Regions from separate parts of the Homo sapiens genome. Here region 2 is linked to region 1. Evidence: chromatin loops called from intact Hi-C (ENCODE). Cell type or tissue: Caco-2. All regions are shown on one strand. Links, peaks and the distances in the headings refer to the core of each region. The heading gives the core; the rest is flanking DNA. Region 1 overlaps HEXA (hexosaminidase subunit alpha). Region 2 holds the start of MIR630 (microRNA 630).

Region 1 (8,338 bases), core at 339-8,338:
ACTTGCAGTTTAAAAAGATGACTGGAAGAACTGAGGCAGATGCATTCATTAGGATCCTAAACAAAGATGGTGGCAGTGTAGATAGAGAGGAGTACATGAATCTAAGAGTTATTTATACAGAGTAGGGATGTTGTGGTGACAATTATGACAGGAAGGAAGGAGTTAAAGATGATTCCCAGACTTCGGCTCTAATGACCAGCAGAATAGTCATACAGGAGGAATAGAGTGGGGAGCTATGAAAAGATGAATTCTGCCTGGGACATGAGCTTTAAGTACGTAATGGACATTCAGATGATATGAAGATGTTGGCTACCTGAGCTTGGACCCCAGAGGAAATACACATACATATATTATATATATGTTTGTCGGTCAGTCTATCATCTATCTATCTATCTATCTATCTATCTATCTATCTATCTATCTGTCTAATCTATCTGTCTATCTACCTACCTACCTACCTATCTATCTATGGCTGTCCAGGTGTAAGACTGCACACTAAGACTGTCTAAATGAGATCACTAGGAAGAAAGTATAAGAGGAAAGGTAAGGTGCTGTGGCTCATGCTTGTAATCCCAGCACTTTGGGAGGCTGAGGTGTGTGGATCACCTGAGTTCAGGAGCTCAAGACCAGCCTGGCCAACATGGCGAAATCCTGTCTCTACAAAAATGCGAAAAAATTAGCCGAGTGTGGTGGTGCACACCTGTAGTTCCAGCTACCCAGGAGGCTGAGGCAGGAGAATCGCCTGAGACTGGGAGACGGAGGTTGAAGTGAGCTGAGATTGCACCACTGCACTAGGGCCTGGGCAATAGAGCAAGAGAGCGAGACTCTGTCTCAAAGAAGAAAAAAAAAAAGAAGACAAAACCTTGGTTATGGGCTGAGAGTTTACTGAAGGAGTCAGTGATAGACATTGAGAAACTCAGGAAAGAATGGTGTCACAAAAGCCTGCGAAGAAAGAATTTCAAAGAGGGAGGGATCAAAATCTCAAAAATATGCGAAAAGATCAAGTAATTTTTTTCCTTATTATTGAGCAATGTCCCTTGATTTGGCAACATGTAGGTTATTGTTGGCCTTAGTGGAAGCGGCCCTTATGAGGATTACAGCCCAACTGTGGGGTCATGAGGGCTGAATGCAAAGTGGTGAAATAGACAAACTTGCAACTGTTTCAGGCAGCTTGACTAATAAAAGTGGACTGAGAGGTTTTAATTTTATTTGTTTAAACATAGGAGAAGAAATGGATTCGAGCCCAGAAATAGCTGAGTTGCTAGCTTTATCTGTATGTCTGTATTTGGTGTCCGAGAGGAGGAAGATGTCTGACGTGGGGCAGCCCAGGACAGTGGCTGAAGGCAGTAGGGGCTAGAGTTAGGTAGCTGAGTTAGGAGTCATATGCCCTGCAACTCCCCAGTGCTAATCGGGACTCAGCGTAGCTGTGTAACCATATAGATGTCACTTAACCTTCCTATGTTTGTTTCCTTATCTGTCAAATGAGGATAATATTGATAGCACATTGGTTGGGATGAGGATTAAATACATTAACATCCAGTAAAGTGCTTATAATAGTGCCTGACAGGTCGGGCTTGGTGGCTCAGCCTGTAATCCCAGCACTTTGGGAGGCCAAGGTGGGCAGATCACCTGAGGTCAGGAGTTTGAGACCAGCCTGGCCAACATGGTAAAACCCCGTCTCTACTAAAAATACAAAAATTAGCAGGGTGTGGTGGCACATGCCTGTAGTCCCAGCTACTTGGGAGGCTGAGGCAGGAGAATTGCTTGAACTCGGGAGGTGGAGGTTGCAGTGAGCCCAGATTGCACCACTGTATTCCAGCCTGGGTGACAAGAGCAAAACTCCATCTCAAAAAGAAAAGAAAAAAAAAAAAAAAACAACAAAAGTGCCTGACACAGCAAGCACATAAAAATGACGAAGCACTTTTGTTCTCCTAGCTGGATCTCCACATCTATCTTCATTCAGATTTCTGACTCATGTGAGTCTAGATAAACACCAGCAGTTGAGTTCCTATGTTCAAATATCCTCTTTCATAATAGATCATCCAGACACTCAGACACACGCTCTCACTCACACACTCTGCAGCACACCAGCGAGCATGGCACCCCTTCCCATCTGTGTCTGCCTGCCAGCTGCTCTTCCTCCTTTCCCACACACACTCCCTTTTTTGAGTGGCTTCCAAAACATCTCTTTCTAATTTGCTATAAAGAGTGAGCCATAAAGAATTTATTAAGTGATGAAAAAAATCACAGCTAAGTATCAGATTCTCCAGAGGAAATAAGATTAAAAAGAAATTCTGGAAAACAGTTGTTTTTGGAGAAGGGAATAGCATTGGGAAGGGGGATATTAATAATGTTTCATCTTTTTTGTTTAAAAAAAACAAATCTGAAGCAAATATGACTACTGAGATGCAACAAAGCTGGGTGGTTACACTGTTTACTATTTTCTAGACTTTTCTGTTGTTTGAAACATTTGAAATCACTAAAAAATAGGAGTATTTACTGGGATAGTTTAGACTAAACATGGGTGTGGTTAGAGTACAGTAATTACTGTGAAAAAAGCAAGGTTCCTGGACATTTAAATTTTTTTCTTTTTTTTGAAACATGGTCTCACCCTGTTGCTGAGGCTGGAGTTCAGTGGTGTGATCATGACTCATTGCAGCCTCAATCTTCCAGGCTGAAGTGATCCTTCTTTCTCAGCCTCCTGAGTAGCTGGGACTACAACCACACACCACCATTCTTAGCTAATCTTTTTAATTTTTAGTAGAAATCAGGTCTCACCATGTTGCCCAGGGTGGTCTTTAACTCCTGAGCTCAGGCAATCCTCCCACATCGGCCTCCCAAAGTGCTGGAATTAGAGGCATGAGCCACTGCACCTGACCCTGACATTTCGATTTTTAAAAATTTTGTTGAAAAACGTCACACACACACACACACACACACACACACACACCTGCTTCAAAGAGGATTTTTAAAAACAATGGTGGCTCGGCTAGAAAAGATACTAATTTTCAACCTTTATTTCAAAGTTTATTTATAAAGGAAATACAAATTTTGATAAACAAAGCACCCAATTCCTACTTATTTTTTTTCTTCGTGGAAAAAAAAGTATGTGACACATACTTGTCATGCCCTGTATTGATTAAGCTTACAAAAGATATTGACAGAAACTATACAAATCTAGAATTTAGAGTGCTAGGAATGTTGCCATAAGGTATGTGTACCTACATTAATACTAAATAAATTCCACCTACATCCTTTCTTTCACCCTTTCCCAGTATCATTTCAGCTTTCCTCACAGTCTCACTGTCCCAGAAGTCTAGGGGCAATGACTCTCCATCACTAGTGCTGTGGTGGCACCTGTGCTCCCACATCCTGATATCCTACCCCTACGGCAATCCTTTGAGAAGCACCTGAAAACACCAGTGACCTAGCTTTATTAGATTCCTCGAAGGGAAGGTACCTGGCATGCAGCCTCAGCTCCTACCAAGGAGAGGAGAGGTTGAAGACTCTCCCAGTCTCCATTCACTCCTTTGCTTTGATACCCGTTAGGCCTGCTTTGCCTCCTTAATAGACTCCTGGAATGGGAAGGGGTGGGGGTGGGGAGCGACTGGAGAACTCTTTTCCTAGGATGACTGGAGCCAGGAAGTCAGTCTGGAAACTTCCCCACCCCCTGGTGGTGCACAGCACACAAGATGGCCTGTGTTCCGCTCAGGGGTGGGACTTTCAATTTACAGCCTAGGTGAAGGGAGATGAGTTGGGGCAACAGCGATTCTGTTCATTGGAACAGACTGGGTGGTAACTGCAGGCCACTGCAGTTGACCTGTTGGCATTCGAGGTCTGACGACCTTCAGGTAAATGCTCTTATGATCAGTGGACCAAAGGAGCAACGGTGGAGGGTGAGGAACAGCACACTTTACCAATGAAAGTCGTGACCAGGCCACGTTAGTTTAGTGGTAAAAATAATAACATTAAAGAAAATGTTTACAACAGGAATAGAAAATGACAGAACCCTACTGCTTTAACTCAAGTGTATCACGATCTCTGCCTTCATCCACTTGAGACTTAAAACTCAGTGTCTGCTATTTTTACTTAACATTATCCCAAGCAATAGTAACATGAAAGTTATGACCAGGAGGGAAGCAGGGTCGCACCTGTGCAGGGTCCTTGTCTGCGGACCACCCCTCCTACAAGCTTCTGGGTAATAGAGGTAAGGGGGCTCCTGTGGTGGGTGCCAGTGCTGGGACCTTAACTTGTGTATCTGGGCTATAGCCCTGGACTTGGCTAGGCTGGGCTGTGTGAAAATTCCAAGAATTCTGTTGGTAGAAAATGCCCACCCTGTCCTTACAGGAACAGCACAAGGCTAGGCTTGTCTACCTCCCACCAGGACCTCGAAGGAACATGACCCAGGGGCTGAAGGATGGTGTTGAAGGACCGAGTTTTACTCAGATCCTTCTCAGCCCTGCCTTCCTGAAGTTTCTGTATCCACTACACTGGAAGCTTTCTGAAAAAAATGCCTGGAACCTGTCCATTGTTACCCCAGCCCAGGGCCCAGCCAAAGAACTTAACAAATAACCGCCAAGGAAATCCTCACCTAAAATGGCTGCGATGCATTACTGCCCCCGCCTCTGGCTTACAGTATCACTTCTGCATCTGAAACCAGGAGGGGGCAGTCTGGGTCCACGACGAGACATTTCCTTCTAGAGAAAATCACACCTGCAAAGACCCTCTCCAGAGCCACCGCCCACCTCCGCGCAGCCATCCATTCCCTGCGAAGATGCTTTGGGCTGAAAATGGTTGGGAGGAGGGGGATGGAAGTCGCCTACGTTATTTTGGAATTGACCAGGGCCTCTGAGTCCTTCAAATTCAACAATTTACCACAGGCCCGCGTGCGGTGGCTCACGCCTCTAATCCCAGCACTTTGGGAGGCCAAGACAAGTGAACATCTGAGGTCATGAGTTCAAGACCAGCCTGGCCAATATAGTGAAACCCCATCTCTACTAAAAATAGATGAATTCGGCCGGGCGCGGTGGCTCACGCCTGTAATCCCAGCACTTTGGGAGGCCAAGGCGGGCGGATCACGAGGTCAGGAGATCGAGACCATCCTGGCTAACACGGAGAAACCCCATCTCTACTAAAAATACAAAAAATTAGCCGGGCGTGGTGGCGGGCGCCTGTAGTCCCAGCTACTGGGGAGGCTGAGGCAGGAGAATGGCGTGAACCCAGGAGGTGGAGCTTGCAGTGAGTCGAGATCGTGCCACTGCACTCCAGCCTGTGTGACAGTGAGACTCCGTCTCAGAAAAAAAAAATATATATATATGAATTAGATGGACATGGTGGCACGTGCCTATTAATTCCAGTTACTCAGGAGGCTGATGCACGAGAATCGCTTGAACCCAGGAGGCAGAGGCTGCAGTGAGCCAAGATTGTGCCACTGCACTGTCAGCCTGGGCGACAGAGTTTTTGAGACAGTCTCAAAAACAAAAACAACAAAAAAACCCACTACCACAGTGCCTAGAGAACAATATGTGTTTAATAATATTTAAATAATGGTTGTATAAAATTGAAGCAGCAAGAAACCCAAAGGAGAATAGCTCTAGGGGAGGGAGGTGGATGAGTATGCATGGGGGAGAGGCTCTTCTGTGACCAGGTTGGGTCTGGAGCCCTCCCCACTGTCCAGAACACCTCCAAGCCCCTACATCTTTTTCCATATACCAACGCCTTGGAGATATAATGCAGAAGTGAAGTGAGCAGGCTGAGGATTAGGGCAGGTGTCTGGAATATGGTCAGGAGTGGGAGGGGAGTGACATAGCTCACAGGCAAGGCAGAACAGCACAAAGGCTATAGGTTTCATTCCCAGCCCTCAACTTAAAAGACCTCAGGGGCAGACACTGACTCCAGCCTGGCTGTGCCCTTACCCTAACGCCATTCACACTTTTTTTTTTAAACACAGGTAATCCATGTTTATTATAGAAAAATGCCACATTACTCTTTATTGAATGCGAGCGCCAGCACCGGCCCCTTTCTCTCCAAGCACAGGGGCACGCAGGCAAGGGGCACGAAGGCAAGGGGCTCCGTCCCCTGGCCAGGATGCAGTGGAAGCCTGGCTCCACTACCATTCACCTACAGCCAGCACCCTCCTCGGTGCCTGGGGCTCAGGTCTGTTCAAACTCCTGCTCACAGAAGCCTACATTGAGGGGTTGGGCCTGGACACCTCGCCTGCAAGAGGACATGAAGAAATGGCAAGATAAGCCCCTCAGAAGGGGCCCCAGCAACACTTTTCACACCAGTCAACAGTCTCTCCTTCCCCATTTCGGTGACTCTCAAACTGTCACTGTACACCAAATGCACCTGGGAATCTCAATTCCAGAGATTCTCACCTGGGGTGGGGCAAAGTATTGGCAAGAATCTGCAAGCTGAACAGGTGCCTCAGGTGATTCTGATACAGGTCTTGGAGATCCAGAAACGTTGGCGACATCTATTTATATCCTGCCCATCTCTGTACCCTAACCCCAAATAACTCAATCCCTTTAGAATATAGATGGATGTCTGAAAGGCAGCCAATGCTCTTGGTCTACTTAGCCCTCTGTTCCTGACTCTAAAATGCTGTAAATATGGTGGCACTGGGGGACTTAGGTGCTGTCCTGTCCATGAACATGGATGCGAAATCCTGTCCTTGGGTCTCAGTCTATAACCTGACCAATCTCCTTAGGGGACCTCTAGGCATGCTTCCCTTATCATCCAAGTAAGCAACATGCTTAGAGAACCAGCTGGAAGTTACCCAGTGAATGACATAATTGAGGCTTAGACACCATCATGCTTGACTCTCAGCCCAGGACTCTGCTCTGCACTAGGCTATGTCCCCCAAGTACTCAAGACCTAGCCAACGAAGGAATCAGGGAAATGACTATCTTACACAGGCACATCCCTGACAGAGGCAAAGGTGTCATGACATCCTGTAAGTCAGCCTGGTTCAAATCCTGCTTCTTAGTGACTTTGGGCAAGGTCCTGAACTCTGTGCTTCAGTGTCTATCTCTAAAATGCACCTGTCTCATGGGGCTGTGGTGAAGACTAAATGAGACAATATTTGTAACAAACTTAGCACAGTGTTTGCCACAAAATACAGTTGTCCCTCAGTATCCACAGGGGATTTGTTTCAGGACCCCCGTGGATACCAAAATCCAAGGATGCTCAAGTCCCTTATATAAAAATGACATAGTATTTGCATATAACCAATGTACAACTTCCCATATACTTGAAATGATCTTAGATTACTTATACCTAATACAATATAAATGCTATGTAAATAGTTGTTATACAGTATTTTTTATTTGTACCATTTTTTGTTGTATTTTTTTTTTCCTGAATACTTTTTATCGCAGTTGGTTGAATCCGTGGATGAGGGCTGACTATAAGCCTCTGTAAGTGTTAGCTATTGTTAATTATTGTCTTCCTCTCTCTAAGGGGTTCCCCAGCCCTGGATCTGGCCTGCTCCGCCTTGCGAAGGCCCCACAGCTTGCTTACCTCAGCAATTCACAGCGGAAGTGTGACAAACGTTCATAGGCAAATGTCAGGTCAGATGTCAACTTGTTGCTCCACAGCCTTTCGGCAACAGCCCCTGCTCTGGGCCTGGAGGAAAAGGGGCATGTGCCAGATTGGGCCCTGTATTCCCTGCAAAGGTGCTGGACATCCACAGGCTGCTACCTCTTGTCTAGGCACCCTGGACTCACTCAGGCCAAAGGAAGTGATCAATACCTTGTTATGAGCCACAGCCAGGTTGGATGGCTCCCAGAGAGTTCTACGGCTCAGCTCCACCTTCATTAAAATGTGGGTAGCAATCCCACTCTCTTCCTCTCTCAAAGATATGGGAATAAGAATAAACCTTAAAGCCATCATTAACCACAATGACAGTGGCAGCAGCAGAGGTCCTTAAAATGTAAACTTTGCACACCCAACCATACTTGGTAAGGCTGCAGTGAAAACAGCAGAGGGAAGCCTTATTACAGGAATCATGGATGCTTGTGCTGGGTCTTGAGCAACTCACCTATGTTCTCCAGGCCTCATTATCTCTCTGGGAAGTAAGGTTAACAATCCCTATCCCACATACCAAAGGGCAGCTGGAGGGATATAGACGGAAGTCATGTGGAGAGTGAATATTGCACACAAATCTTCAGAAGGCTCGTTGCACGGCCTGCTCTCTCTCAGGCCTGAAAGAAGGGTACTAGTCCAGAGGTGGCTAGATGGGATTGGGTCTCTAAGGGAGAACTCCTGCTCTCAGGCCCAACCCTCCACCTCCCCCCCGAAAACCCTTACCAGAGCCTGGGGACCAGGTTTGTGTTGT
Region 2 (8,338 bases), core at 104-8,103, 240 kb after region 1:
ATTGCTATACGGCACCTGGAACATCATAAGTTCTCAATAAAAGCCTTTATTCAGGCTAAACTAACCCTGCAATATTAGAAGTTAATGTGGTGGTTATCTTTAGTGGAGAAATAATGACTAAAAAGCCAGCTTTTAGCAGTAAAGGTTTTCTCAAGTAAAGATGTTCATTTAAAATTGATGCATAAAACATTGATATCTGTATATGACTAGACAATAAGACTGACTAGCAGATGGGACTTCAGTTGGGTAACAGGTACAAAACTAGCCATAGTGGTAAAGGATGATACAATTTGAATCTTCCATACAGTGTTTTCTTATAAGAAATAAGTATAGCCAGATGTAAGCAATAATAGGTTTCTATTTTTTCTCATTTACCTTTGAGTTTTCAGCAAAGAGCAGCTCTCAGAACGAGAAGATTCCAAAAGACATTTTAAATCCTTTCAAATGGTCTTCAGTATTCTTCCAAAAGTAATGGGTGAAATCTTTCGTTCTTTTAACATTTAAAAAATTGTTCTGGAAAAGAACAAACAAGTTATTAGAGATGAAAGCCCATAGAGCTTTACAGGTGCAGTTAAACCACCTATGAAAGTTACAGAATGAGTGTTGAGAGCAGTCTGTAGTCAACAAAACAGTGAAAATGGTTTATCTTTTAGCTTTATTTTGAAGCCAAAATTTACTTTCATTCTTCTTACAGAATAACCAAGCAGATCTAGAGAATGCCACAGAGGTGCTCTCGGGCTACCTTGAACGAGATATTTCCCAAGATTCTCTGCAGGATATAAAGCAGAAAGTACAAGACAAGTACAGGTAATTTTTTTTTAAGCTGTTGAATAAAACTTTCTGCCAGTGATGATCCTTACTGGTAAAGTTCAGTGATAGTGAAACTGGGTTTAGCATATCCAGCAACTGAGCTTTTGCCATGTTTCTCACAGATTGCTTCTGTCCGTTGGGCACTAAATTGCAGGTAATAGTATTGGTGAAGCATACATAGAGAAGGAATTCAGCCATTTATTCTATTGGCTAATTCCACTTCTGTTCAGTTATTTAGTTGCTACCTTGCAAGGAAGAAAGAATCCAAAAAGGCCAAGTGGCCTTTAGGATGAGAGTGAGAATTGAATGTTGGTCTTAGCCTGAGAATCCTATGTATGGGTCATGGCTATTCACAAATGAGCTATGGAAACTTACTTTTTAGAGTTTTTATTACATATATATATATATATTTTTTTAATCTAAGGAGATACTTGTCCTAGGAGTCGATTTTTCAAGATGTGCCGCCTCTTAAGCTAGAGATGCAAAATGTTTTATTTCTCAACATGAAGCTCTTTCTCCCAAAGTGACAAATGCTAGTGTCTTTTGAAAGTTGTAGGAAACTTGGGGAGTTTGGAAGACTTGGAGATTTAGTCCTAACCAATATCTTCCCTTCCCTTAGCCAATTTTAGCTACCATATTTTGTTTACAGTACTTTTACAGTTGACAGAGATTTTAAGGACGTGAATAAAGAACCCATGAAATTATTTCTGAACCTGTTTATCTGCAGAACTGTGGGATTGAATTATGATTTCTAAGGTCCATCAGAACTTGTAACACTTTATTGCTTTAAAATTAATTCCCATGGAATCATGGCTTTCAGAAAATACCATTTTAATATTAGAAGCAGTTTGATGTGTCTGTACATCTAGACCTGAACATGTGCCTATTAAAATAAAAAATAGGTGCTTGGTTCCGAGTCTGGATAAACTATAGGGATGCCTTAAAAATAAGTAAATGCCTCTTTTTTTATTATTAGAGGCTGACAACAAGTTTTTTTTTTTTTCTCTTTGATTACAGATACTGTGAGAGTCGACGAAGGGTTTTGTTACAGCATGTGCATGAAGGCTATGAAAAAGATCTGTGGGAGTACATTGAGGACTGAGAATGGCCCTGCATAAAATGAACTCTGAAAACTTTACCATCTAGAGTGCTCATGCAATTAAAACAAAACAAACACAAACAAGGAGGCACTAAGCCTATTCTGACACCACTGGTCTGTAGTACCAGAATTGTTTTGTTAATGGAAAGTTTAAGTAAATTATATTGTAATAAAAAGGTAGATAAACCATTGTACAACAGTATTCTAGGCCACCAACAAAAGTGTGACAGACACACTAAAAGCCCTCCAACTTTAACTTGTAACGTAGCTTCATTCTCAAAGCTGACTCCTTTTTTTTCTTTTTCCTTTTCCTGAGTGTAGTACAGTTAAAATTTCAAACAGCTCCTTGACACTGCTTTTCATGTTCAAACCAGCCATTTTGTTGTACTTTGGTAAAGGACCTCTTCCCCTTCCTCCCCTACACATACAGATACACCCACACACAGACTGACTCTCTTTCTCTCATACCCCAAGGTCATGAGTGAATGATGCTTAGTTCCTTGTAAAGAAAATCTTGGGATGGGGAAAGGGGTAGGCAGCAAGAGGATTCAACAAACGAAAAACATAAAAACTTTGTATATGACTTTTAAAACAAGAGGACAACACAGTATTTTTCAAAATTGTATATAGCGCATATGCATGGACAAAGCAAGCGTGGCACGTGTTTGCATAATGTTTAATTACAAAAAAATATTTATTCTTTAAAAATCTTCAAGATTATGTCTATTTGCTGTGCATTTTCTTTCAGTTTGCTTATCTTTCCCGGGTTGGGGTTGGGATAAAGGTGTGTCGGTTTAGCACCTCTGGAAGACCTATCTAGAGCTCTTTCACTTTCCTGAGGTTATTTTGCCCTTTCTGGTGTTGGTATGTCTGTTGCCGGCCATGGGCCTCATGCCTTGAATTCCTGCTCTTGATCAGGGACAAGGGAGGTCAAGCTCTGACTAATGCCATGACCTGATTAAGGGGTACAGCAGGGAGTTTTGTTGCTACAGCTCATGAATTAACCTGTCCCAACCTAATCCCCCTCCATGGCATCATGCCTCTACCCAAGCCTTTGTGTGCCCATGTTATGCACACAGCTGTAGGCATTCTTAAGTCCCCTGTCGCATCCAGTGGAAGCATTTTAAAATTTCTTTTACTTTTTGGTTTTCCCTTAATTGCTGCTTTTCAGATTTTAGTTATGGCTCGTCTGCTCACCCCTTCTCTACATTAGGGTGTCAAAGAGAATGTTTTGCTTTAAATATAAATAGCCATTCATTTAGTCTCAGATTGTGAATTTAAAATGGTGGATACCGAAATTGCTTGTGTGTGTTGCTGTGGGTTTGGTTTGAAGGCAAACACCCCTAGAACATGATATTCCCATCTAGTGCATTTAAATAGAAATCACTGAGTTTGCTGCTTTTTTATTGTCAGCAGATAGGAGAATTAATAATGCATTTTAGCTGTGATGTCCATTTTTATGAAATTCCTACTAAGAGCTATGTTAAAAGTAAAGGATGGTGGTGGTTGTATTAACTATATACCTGTTTAGGCCATTCTGGCTGTGGTATTTTTCAATAGGTCAGCATCTGTAAATCTGTCAGTTTTATACAGGAGTGCAGAGTGAACTAGGCAACTAGATTAAGAGGTCTAAATATGAAATACCAGTTGAGGCTGAGGACCTCTTCGTCTTCCTTTAAATGTCTTTTGCCTAGGGAGTGTTTACCATTTGTGAGGCAGCTTTGTCTGCTCTTACACTGTACATCCTATTACTCCATTGGGAAGTAGGTTCACTTTCCTCTGGCCTTTTGCCTAAGTTAGGCTTTGCTGAATCAACCCTACTTTTCCTTTTAGAAAAGGTTGTTACAGGAGATTTACTGGCAACTGTTCTTTTCCCATCAAAAATCAGTGAATGTTTGCTGAGTATAAATGCTGCTTCCTTAAACCACTTGTCGCTTTAGGATCAACTTTACCTGTACCTTTTCTCCTTTCCTCCCTTGCCACCTCAGGTGCAAATCTGAACTCAGTGTCTGCTTCTTCCATTTTCTCGTCTCTCTCCCCTCTTCCCCCATTATCCATATGACATTATTTTACTTCAAATGACAGCATCAATCTTAAAAAGATATACATTAAAACTAAGGAGTTTTTTTAAAGAAAGCCTGAATAAGTTCCTTTCCCTGGTAACTTTGAAAAGCAGTCAGAGTTGCTATATAGATATATGTGGCTCCTTTAAAATGCTTTGTGTATGTGTGGTGTTTAAAAAAAAAAAATCTTACCAGTTAACTTTGCAGTGTCTAGGTTTGAGTGTCATAAATCCACGTGTTCCTGTTGCAACAAATACCCAAAAATTGTGTGTGCACTTCCTAATACCAGTCTTCACCCATGGAGGAACAGTGCTTTTTAGAGATGCTTTCTATTTCAATGTTGGCATACTGCCTGAGGGTATTGCAGTTGTGGGTGCATTCCCTAATTTGTATGATCAAGATGAACTGGCCCTTTTCTACTTCCAAGCTTTTAACAGATACCACCATATTTGACAGAATTCCCAGAGTGAATTGCTTGTGTTATTAGTAGATTCAGTGCCCCCAGCTGGGATAGGCAAGCCATGACAGCTTCCCTGTTTCACCTACAGAAGTCTTATCTGAGGGATCTATTCACAGTAAGCACCAAGGTCTCCATGTCTTGAGGTCAGTTTCATTGTCTTTTGAAAAGTGCATGCTTCATTTGAACAATTCATTCAGCAGCAGATGGACTTTCAGTGATTTAAAATAAAATTTTGATCCAAAGCTCAGGACACAAACCACAGTGGTAAAATTGAGTAGCATATAATATCAGACTAAATTATCTGTAATTTTCCACAACCCAGATTGTATGTGTTTTATGTGTGTTTAAATAAATATGTTAGATACACGTGTATACATACACCCATATACAACAGATCCAAGACTGGCTGACTTCATTTGAAATGGTTGAATCTGCTGTGTAATAAAGTGGTTCAACCATGATTAGGAACTGAAATTTAGTAGAAGAGGGAAAAGGAGTTAATGTAACAAATTATTTTAGCTACAAACCCCGGTAATAGAGCACTTGGGGGATGGGATGGGGTGGGTTGGTGAGACAATCAGAATGGTAAATTGATTAAATGCTCCTAACCCTGTAATTTTGTGCATAGAGCACCCTATGCTGTGGAAATAACTGTTCTTAGATTTCATTGTAACTGGACTGTTCAGGTTGCCCAGAGGGAAAGAACATTCCTAATTCTAATAAAATAAACTTTTATTTTGTTATTCCATTAGTTACTTATGTTTATTTTTATAGTTAAAAAATGACTAAAGGTGGCTAATAGCCACCCGTATTATGTGCCTTATTCACTGTTCCCACTTAATATAAAATGTCAAAAATTGGTTGTTTCTTTGCAGGGAACTGTGAATGAGCCCATTCCCCCAACATTTAACTTGGTTAATGAAGCTTTCAGAGCATTTTCTGAAAGATTTCCAATTTCTGCATCTCAGATATTGAATTTAAATTGTTTGTGTTGTAACAGTGATACAAAAATGTTCAATAGCTCTTTGAATGCCACTTTTTTTAAAGAAAATACTTTAAAAGTCATTCTTAGCTAACCTCAAAACTCCTTTACATTACTTTCATTTTAGCTCACTCTTAAAGCTGATACTGTTATATAGGGATGAAGGGAGAGTTTTCTTAAAGAAGGTCCCAAAGTTGAAGATCGTTTGTCATTGATACTCTGGCCAAGTCCAGGTTTTAGGACAATTTAATTTACTCTTATTTGGATCTGTAATTATGGGAGTTTATCACTTTTCCTCTTCAAAGCACTTCAACTTACTGTCTAAAACAAGTGGAGAAGAAATTGCCATTTTTTATAAAGGAGGAAGATAAGGCTCACTGAGGTTAAATAACTCCCTCAATTTTTCATTTCCTTCTACCTGAAACTTAACATCATGCTACCTCTTTGTATCATATTTTGTTATTCTGGTCACAGAATGACCTAGTATTCTGTACCAGGGAAGGTAGTTCTTAACTATATTGTACTTTTAAACCACATTAAAGACTATTATAAATGCCTATCACTGCTACTGTTAGAGGTTGCTCTATACTATCTCTGATCTTTCATTTGTTGCAGTTTGCAACACAGTAGTTGAGAATAAGTGGTTTAGTATGATTTGCTTAATAGTACCCAAGTAATTTGCAGTTGTTGGTTTAGTTATTCAAATGAATTTCCATTGTAAAGAATTTTGGATAGTCTGCAGGAAATTGTTACAGGATGCACAGAACATCCCATATCCATTGGATCTCAGCCTTTGAGGCTTTAAAAAGATGATAAGCAGTGAGTTTTATGAGAAAATTTTGGCTCCTTCAGAAACAGGAAGATAAGTGGGCCCCTCAGATTTTTCATATATCTTTGGGGATAAAGTTGGTTATATCTGGTTTATTTTAGGGATTTTGCTTCTGTAGTTACCCAAGATCAAATAGCCAACTCAGAAATACTCAGTTGGATATCAATCAAATAGTGCCTACCAGGGGAGTAAACAGACAACTTTTAGGTTTTTAGTTTTTGCTTTTGTGTGGAGTTGAGTCCAATTTTTAAGGCAACTATTGTTGACCTTTCTCTAGGCGGTAGCATTTAGGATGGGAAAAAATAATATGAGTTATGTGCGAAAAGCAGTTTTCAGGCTATCATTTAGGGCCACAGATATGCTTATTTAGGACTATTTTCAGGGTAGGAGCCAGTTAAAGTTTGTATATCAGTCACACATTGATATGTAGCAGCTCTATCAATACCACAACAACCTTATTACCATAGTAATTCAGGGGTCTCAAGTAATCCAGGAGTCTCAAACTGAAATGTCAACAAGAGCCAAGTAAATATTTTAGAAATAGAGTACCCTGGAGTAGATGGGCTCTGAGAGGAGCCTGTGAAATCCAGACTTCATGTGAATTCTCTTAATTAAATGTGGGCCAAAGAAAACCCGGCCATGGGCAGTTTTTTTTTCCCAGCTTCTACTAGTCTTGGCTTGCAACAATGCCACTGTCCATCTGGCATTACCTAGACCAGTGATACTTAAACTTGACTGCGAATTGGAATCACTGAGAAGCTTTAAAAAATATTAGTGCCTGAGTGTTACTTTATGGAGATTATGATTTAATTGCTTTGGGTAGGCATCAGTAATTTTTGTAAAGCCCTTTACGCATTCTCACCCCTAATTCCAGCCGGTGATTCTCACATGCAGACTAGGTTGAGATCCTTGATCTAGACTGCCTTCTATAGTTGCAAAAAGAGAATATAGGCGAGCAACTCCAGATCATAAGGGACAAAATGATTCAAGGCAAATTGACTGGCTCAGAATAGGGCCTCACTGGAGGCCCTAGTTGAGTGGGTTTTGTGGAATGGTGCCTCCCAAGGGTCTGGTGTGCAGTGCCCAATTTGGTTTTTTGTTGGTTTTCTGGTAAGTGGTCCACCTTGGAGAAAATCACAAAACTAAAAGTCTTACCAAGAAGTAGAACTGACAAGCAGCCATGTTGATTGGCAGTACATTCTCTTACCAAGGGGGAGAAATCTATCTAGGGAAAATAATACAGAGTCTGAGCAAAGGAAGTTGAGTGGTTATAAGCAAAACTGTCATTAAAGCTAGTTGCGTCAAGTCTGCACAATTCCACGAGCACTTAAGAGTTTACAAGTTTCTCATGTCTATCATTCTTTTGATAATCTTGTATTTTTATTTCAAGTGTGGTATAGTAGTAAGAATATTGGTATTTCTCAGCCATAGATTTCCCTTTTGTAAAATGGGAATACTAATAGGAACTGTAATTTGTTGAGTGCTTTTTGCCAGATGCCTTACTTTTGTCTGTATCTTCCAAGCAGCCCTAAAGCAAAATGGGCATTGTTACCCTATTTTTATGAGGAAAGACACTCATATACTACTAACTTACTCAAAAGTTACACATTGAGTGTATAACAGGGCCATGCTTGTCTGATTCCATATGTTCATTCTATTATGCTGCTGTTGTCTGTTACATAGGAATATTGTGAGGATCAAAGAACATGTGAAAACAAAACCTAGTTACAATAATAAGCACACCAGTGCTAACTTGGGCAAAAGATAAGGATACAGAGCTGTCTCAGAGACTCCCAAAGGCAGGATGAGATTGGGAACTAGAAAACCATTTTGGACCCCTAAAGTGGTATTGTCTACTATCTGTACATCATTCTCTTACAGCTCTTACTGCTGCTTTTCCTGTCAGTTACCCCATAGCTCCAGGTATTACATGTTAACTGTTCCTGACACATGTAGACAGAACCAATCAGATCCATGGGGCAGGATCATCAATACAAACATGGGTGTTGAGAGCTTAACTTAATCGGGAAGGAGATCTTGGAGATCATAGTTCGCTGGGTTCACATCATGGAAATCGTCTTTGACAAAACTGAAA

What was found. A loop is a pair of places that touch in the nucleus more often than their neighbours do. Peaks named below come from ENCODE experiments on the same cell type or tissue, not always from the same donor. Only the 100,000 strongest peaks of a DNase experiment are listed, where the experiment ranks them.
Region 2: it touches region 1 in a loop (8-fold over the local background); 5 of 110 quality-filtered maps call a loop at or near these places.

The regions. Positions count from the first base shown.
Region 1 is chr15:72,337,925-72,346,262 of GRCh38, forward strand. It overlaps HEXA (hexosaminidase subunit alpha), which reads right to left. Exons shown (of 14, transcript NM_000520.6): 12 at 8,311-8,338; 13 at 7,522-7,626; 14 at 3,000-6,216. The coding sequence ends at 6,153. Among named protein-coding and RNA genes, the nearest start is that of CELF6, 22 kb to the left of the region's middle. RefSeq lists an enhancer at 4,434-4,933. In Caco-2, for the core only: no CTCF peak of the experiment used is centred there; DNase peaks (open chromatin) are centred at 3,670 and 4,677.
Region 2 is chr15:72,581,381-72,589,718 of GRCh38, forward strand. It overlaps ARIH1 (ariadne RBR E3 ubiquitin protein ligase 1), which reads left to right. Exons shown (of 14, transcript NM_005744.5): 13 at 695-807; 14 at 1,828-8,338. The coding sequence ends at 1,912. MIR630 (microRNA 630) reads left to right here and starts at 5,837; the gene lies at 5,837-5,933. In Caco-2, for the core only: a CTCF peak has its summit at 4,468 (motif pointing left); no DNase peak of the experiment used is centred there.